Regions from separate parts of the Homo sapiens genome. Here region 1 is linked to region 2. A link is a contact called in ENCODE Hi-C or POLR2A ChIA-PET data. All regions are on one chromosome and are shown on one strand. The core of a region is the stretch at or near the end of the contact, and the rest is flanking DNA. Distances in the headings are between cores, read along the strand shown. Region 1 holds the start of ABRAXAS1 (abraxas 1, BRCA1 A complex subunit). Region 2 holds the start of PLAC8 (placenta associated 8).

Evidence for each region. Hi-C counts contacts between places; a loop is a spot of excess contacts on that map. ChIA-PET counts read pairs that join two places held with the same protein, here RNA polymerase II (POLR2A). Pooled maps may share reads with other maps.
Region 1: a pooled map shows a loop between it and region 2 (10-fold over the local background). The contact joins the promoter of ABRAXAS1 here to the promoter of PLAC8 in region 2. A Hi-C loop is called at or near these places in 9 of 50 pooled maps. POLR2A ChIA-PET finds 5 or more read pairs at or near these places in 2 of 52 experiments (WTC11 and activated T-cell).

What each region holds. Positions count from the first base shown.
Region 1 is chr4:83,483,709-83,487,072 of GRCh38, reverse strand. ABRAXAS1 (abraxas 1, BRCA1 A complex subunit) reads left to right here and starts at 1,973. Exons shown (of 9, transcript NM_139076.3): 1 at 1,973-2,087. The coding sequence starts at 2,001. RefSeq lists a silencer at 1,758-2,247.
Region 2 is chr4:83,113,255-83,116,889 of GRCh38, reverse strand. It overlaps PLAC8 (placenta associated 8), which reads left to right and starts at 2,161. Exons shown (of 5, transcript NM_016619.3): 1 at 2,161-2,224.

The DNA.
Region 1 (3,364 bases), core at 724-3,223, 370 kb before region 2:
ATATAGCACCTGAGCATTTGAGAAAATAGCAGAGCAAAGAGGTCATTTGCACCTTCCCCTCACTCCTTTTGCCCTGAAGCAGGCCATAAACCATAGAAAGAATACTCTGGCCATCTCCCTTGAGGCAGGCCATAAAACCCGGTGTCCTTCCCTGAAGTAGGTCATAAGACCATCATTTGAGAGGTACCCTCCCTTTACATAGAGAAAAGGAATATCCTTACCTCTGAAGACACCAGGACACAGAGAAGAACCTGAACAAACAGCCCATTCTAAGTTCCCCCAGTTTGTTACCATTACATCATACTCCCTTTGTGTAATCATACTCCTGCACGACTGTCCACTCTTTATCAACCCTACGACAATTGTCTTCCACCCCTTCATTGAAATTTCATTATCTACTGACTGTGGAAAGAAGACTGAAAGTCAAACATCAAATCTAGAGCCCAGAGGAACTTTGTACTAAGTTATTGACTGCTGTTTGGGCTCATCCAACTTCCACAAAGAATTCTTTGCAAGCAATCCCTCAAGCTCATCCAAAGAATCAATTGTGATCCTCAAAATTACTTACATTCCTCCATCTCCCTCTCCCTTATGAAAAAGTGTACATAAGCATCTGAACCTCATTGGATTATTGGGTAATCACTCTACTGTGATTTTCTCCAGGGCACATTAATAAATTTGTATGCCAGTCGGGAGCGCCTGTAATCCCAGCACTTTGGGAGGCCGAAGGGGGCAGATCACCCGAGGTCAGGAGTTCGAAACCAGCCTGGCCAACATGGTGAAACCTTGTCTCTAATAAAAATACAAAAAAAATAAATAAATAAGCCGGGCTTGGTGGCACGTGCCTGTAATCCCAGCTACTCAGGAGGCTGAGGCAGAAGAATCGCTTGAACCCGGGAAGTGGAGGCTGCAGTGAGCTGAGATGGTGCCACTGCACTCTGGCCTGGGTGACCAAGCGAGACTCAGTCTCAAAAAAATAAAAAATAAAATAAATTCGTATCCCTTTTCCTTCTGTTCATCTTTTCTTTTGTTAGTTCACTCCAGTGAACCTTCAGAGGGCAGAGCTTTCCCTTCACCCCTACAAAATGAAGGCAAGAAACTTAATTCTAGGGAATAAATATATAATCATTAATTATATACATATGTATTGTGTGTTACGCAGCCACAGACAACTGCTTGACAACAAAACCCACAAATGTGCCACACTAATTCAGTAGTCTGCTATTATGCTTACTTTCAGTCATTTAAGAAACATACCTTTACGTGTGTGTGTGTGTGTGTGTGTGTGTAAAATACATTTGCCAAGCCCTGGTCCACTCACCTTACCATTTACATTAAATGAACCAGCTTACTATGATTATGCCTATCATTAAACTGTCAGAACATTAAATATCCATGTATTGTTTAAATTAGGCTGAAGTTTTCTAAAAGCAAGGGAACACACACATGCACACACACAAACACACAGACACAGAACATGGCTAGAGAGTTCTAGCAAAGACAATCCCCAAATGGTTATTAGTATTCTGTAAGTTTCAGTGAGTGAAGGGTGCTAAAATGCAGCTTGAAAACCAAAACCGTGGCATATCCACTGTGGCATCGTAATGTTGCTACTCAACTCTTTTATTCTTGTAATCATTGCTTGTCTTAAAATGACCCTGTCAACCGTGTTCATTTTGATAGCTTTGCATGTTTGTGACAGGTCGCTCAGCAGGCGCAGGCCACCAAAAGCAATTCGCAGCCCTCTGCAGTGGTACCGACATGCAGCGGCCTTCCGGGAGAGGCCGGCAGCAGAAGCGAAGGAGGAGCCGAGCGCGCGGCTGGGGACCCGCCCGCGCCCGCCCTCAGCCCCCTCGCCCCGCCCCTCTGCGGAGCGCGCAGCAGCCCGTGCGCCGGCGCAGGCCCCGCCTCCTCGCTGGGCCCCGCCTCGCTGCCACCACAGGGTCTTGCCTCCGCGCGCCCCGCCCTCGTCCTCTTGTGTAGCCTGAGGCGGCGGTAGCATGGAGGGGGAGAGTACGTCGGCGGTGCTCTCGGGCTTTGTGCTCGGCGCACTCGCTTTCCAGCACCTCAACACGGACTCGGACACGGTGAGCCGAGGGACGGGGCGGGGTCCGGCGTCGCCTGGGAAGAGCCCTGCGCGCGGCCTGCCTCCCCGCTGTTGCTCCGGTCCCCGCCCGCTCCCCCGACGCCGCCGCGCCTCCTCCCTGCGGTCGCGGCTCTGCCTTCTCTCCCCCTCAGCGGTCCCTGAGGTGCCTCGTGCCCACGAAGTCTTCTCCAGCATTAGCCCTCCCTCTGCTATCCTCCGTTATTTCCCTTTTCCGACCCAAGTGTCCCACACGCTCCCATCTTTCCTCGGCGCCCCTGTAGCTGTGGAAACTTGGGCGTGAAAAGATGGAAAGTTCACGGAGCGTCTTTCCGCTGCTCTGCGGAGCCTGCGGTAAACTTTCCGTTTCTCGCGACGCCCGACAGGCGTTTGCAAAACCAGGCGGACTTTTTCATGCAGAGCAGCGTCTGTGCGTGTTTGTTGCGATGGTAGGATGGTAAGGGAATAAAAATAGATGTTGCGTCCAGTGGCAAATCTTAGTGGATGGAACAGCTTAATCTGGTATATCAGATATCTTTTTATTTGCGTTATTAAATTTGTTAAAACAGTTTTTAAAAGTACGTTGCCTATTTTCTAAAAGTTCTATGAAATTAAAGAAACGCTGTAAAACGTTGAGCTCGGAAGTAGTTAATGTCCTGTAGCACTTTCAGTAACTTGCAGAAAGAAAGTCTAAGCATCTGAAATACACTTCCCTGCTGTGTGGTACAGTTCGGAGAATACCCTGCTGAACAATGCCTAGTAATTTCTGCTAAGTTCATTTTAAGATATAACGTCTATTTTACTCAAAATTGCCTTAATATAGGTCGGGCGCGGTGGCTCACGCCTGTAATTCCAGCCCTTTGGGAAGCCGAGGCGGGTGAATCACCTGAGCCCACGAGTTCGAGACCATCGGGGACAACGTAGTGAGACCCGGTCTCTACAAAATCTAAACATTACAAAATTGCTCTTTGGCACAATCCTAATAAAGGTTGGAATTGGTATGTTTTATGTATACAATTTCAGATAACCTTACAAAGTAATACCTAATAAAGAACAAATATATGACCATTTAAAATATATGTGTAGCTGTGGAAATTATTTTGGAATACCTGTAGTGTAGATAGAGTGGGACCGTAAATCCTCGGTAGCTTAAACGATTAGCCCTTGGGAAGTACCTGAGTGCTAGGGAGGCCCCTGTTTCTCAGATCTTTTTCCTGAAGTCTTTAAAGGGTGGTTTTTCTGGCTAGTTGCACTTGCATTGCCCCCCTGCTTCCCTTCCCT
Region 2 (3,635 bases), core at 912-3,411:
CGACCTCAGGTGATCTGCCTGCCTCGGCCTCCTAAAGTGCTGGAATTACAGGCATGAGTGACCGTGCCCGGCCAAGCTTACCGATTTTTAAGATGTACTTTCCCCCTTTAATACAATAAATAACTAGTACATATTTGTTGACATCTTTTTGATTTTTCAATTTTTTAATTTTTTATTTTATTTATTTATTTGAAAAAAGGAGATGAGATCTCACTATGTTGCACAGGCTGGTCTCAAACTCCTGGGCTCAAGTGATCCTCCCGCCTTGGCCTCCCAAAGTGCTGGGATTACAGGTGTGAGTTACCACACCTGGCCATGTTGCCATCTTTTTATTGTGGAGTTTATACATAGTATTTGGAAGAAAATAGGCTATCTGGAATTCCACATGTCTCTTTTTCTTTCTCCTTCTTCAGATTTCTTTGTTTCTTTGTTTCCCCTAATATTGATTATGTGTTAGGCACTGTTTTAAATGTTTTGCATGTATTAATTTTTTGAATTTTCCCTACAATCCTGTGGGGTAGGTGCAATTATTACGCTCATTTGACAAGGAACCTGAGGCATAGAAATGTTAAGTGGCTAGCAGATGGCAGCTAGGAATTGGGACTGAAAAGGGACTCTAAGCACTTAGAGTCTGCCATAATGCCACACATTCTCACTGTACAACCTCACACAATAGCCTTGTTCTAGTGGGAAAGATTTCCCATCCGCAAAAACTTCAGAGTGAATGACAGGAAAGCTGGCCACTCTCATTTCTTAATTTTTTTTTTTTTTTAGAGACACGGTCTTGCTGTCACTCCGGCTGGAGTGTGGTGACACAACACAGCTCACTGTAACCTCAAATTCTTGGGCTCAGGCAATCCTCCTGCCTCAGCCTTCCAAGTAGCGGGGACTACAAGCCTACGGGCACTTACCACCATGTCTGGCTAATTTTTTAATTTTTTGTTTTTGTTTTTGTTTTTTTTTAGAGACAAGGTCTCACTGTGTTGGCCAGGCTTGTCTTGAACTCTGACCTTAAGCAGTCCTCCGCCTGGGCCTCCCACTGTGCCGGCCCACCCTCATTTCTGAAAGGTTTTGTTAAACAAAGTTTATGAGAGGCCATTGTTATGGACTAGCCTCCTGCTCTAGGCCCCAGAAAATCAGACCAAACCAGAATGAAGTCGCTTGTGCTAAGTGACATATAATCAAACTGAACTTTGAAATGGACCAGTTTTCCAAAAAACAGGAGATTTCAGTCAACCTCAGTCAGTGTAGTAAGGAAGTCCTCTCTGTTTTAGTCCTATAAGGAAAGTAACTTTGAAACAACCAATCTATCTTTTTTTCTCTGTTTCCGCTTTCTTCATACTCACCAGGACACTCATTCTATTTTATAGAATGATGTGTTGCTTGATTCTAGAATTGCAAATAAAAGGCAATTACATCTTCTAAACTAAATTTGTTGTAATTTTGTCTTTTGATAGTTTAAACTATGGGATCAGAAATTCAAAGACTATGAATAAAAATTTCAAAAGAAAGAAATAGTAATACCACCAATAAGAAGAATAATTAAAAAGGTACAAAGAAATTGGATGCAACATTGTAAAAAGAGCCATAGTTTGGAGCTGAGCTGACATGAGCTAAAATCCTAGGTGAGTAACTTGTTAGCTATGTGGCCTCTGAAAGTCAGCTCAAGAATCTGAGCTTGTTTCCTCACCTCTAAAATTGAAAAAATAAGGCCTAACTATCAAAGTCATTAACAAGTCATTGATAATGCTTGGCCTATTTTAATGTTCAGTATCTGTAAGTTGATACCATTAAAGGATGCTTGAGATGCCAACTACTATATAATCTGAAACAATAATGATCTTTTTTTTCCCCACAAAGATAACAAAAAACAAACACAAAAAAACAACAGTAAGCTCTGCCAGACATGTAAAACCAATCAAACTATATAATGAATTAAATCCTTTCCCCATTAAAAAGACGTATCAGTGTACCTAACACAATATAGGAAAAGAAACACACCTTATTTGGCAAGAGATATATTCATTCTCCAGATAAGAGAAACACACATTGAAACCACTTCTGCTGGATTACTCTGGCCAATAAGAGCGTCTGAAACTGTTCTATGTACTATGCCCTGCGATAGAAACACAGTTACCTCTCCCCTTTCACGTAGTTTTCATTTGTGGTGAGATTCTCTCCCAGGCCACAAGACATTTCCTGCTCGGAACCTTGTTTACTAATTGTAAGTACTTTACAAGTAAGAACTTGTTTTAAAAACTTAGCATTCAAAAAAAAAAAGCTTTCTTTAAAAGTTATTTGATTTTCTTGTTTTTTTCTTAGCATGTTATATTTTGAGTTTCAGCTAAAAGACTAAGGTTTTCTTATCTAATTGCTTTAAATTTATACATTTAGTCAAATTCAACAATTTCTTGCTAAGCATTTTGCCAAATGCCAGGCTTTTCAAAGTAGTGTAAGATCCCAGCCTTGAATCCTCATCAATTGCTGCTTTCTGCAGCAAACACATATTATACATTGTATTTAGTAACATGATCATTAATTTCACTCTTTATTTCAATATGTATGCATGTTGACTTATGCCGGTCTAATTTCTTTCTGCTTTACAAATATTCTATTTTATCCATTCAAAGTATTTAGAAACAAGATATGGAATTTTGTAGATTTAGCTAATGAATTATAAGAATTCTTGAATTCTCACTATGAAAGTAAGAAAAACAGACTAGAATTCTTCAAAATTAAATTCTGGTGCTTCATTTATATGTATAAAGAGAGATGGAGAGATTATGAAATGGAAATGTTTCAATCAAAGCAAAAAAATGAAATTTAACATCAATAAACAGTAGAAGAGAAAAATCTCAATAATATGTCTAGTATCTGGATTAATCAATATTAATAATATGTATTAATATTACTATAATTAATATCATGTATTATATTAATATTAATGTATTTTATTAAGATAGTGGGCTGTCCTCAGGAGTGAAGTGCTCATAGAAAGGAGAGACAAATACAAGATTGATTCTTAACTAATAGATAAAATTAAGGTGTTTAAAATATGAGCCAAATACTGCAAGATTTCCTGACATTGAGACCATTCCACAGAACTTCCTAAAGAAAGGTATTCTAGTCTCATTCTCCAAAGCTTGCCCACCAAGATTCCCATTTCACTACCTCCTGCCCCCATTTTTCCTGCATTTTCCAAGGTGGCCCCTGCCAACTTTTTTTTAATCACTCTCTCTGCTCCTGTGGGGTTAAAGATGGCATGGAACAAAACAGCTGTGTGGTCACACCACAACGGGCAGAACTGCTGGCCACAGATAGGAAACCTCAGGCATCTCCTTAGCCCTTACCAAATCCAGCCCAACACGTTTACACACCCTGGCACTCAATAAAATATTTGCTGAATTAAATTGGATCTGTAGTTATTAGTAACAGAAGAAAAATAAGGCCACTGGTCGTGGGTTACAAAATGTGCTCTGCAAGGCCACTGGCATTAGAATCTTGTGAAGTGCCCAGGATACTGCACAGGCCCGCACCTGAAGGGAGAGGAGCTAGTTTGGAATGTGCTCCCGGGAATGCGAGAGGGTCTAGCATGGGCTTCATCGCATGGAGGAAGGTGTACCGTTTTTCGAATT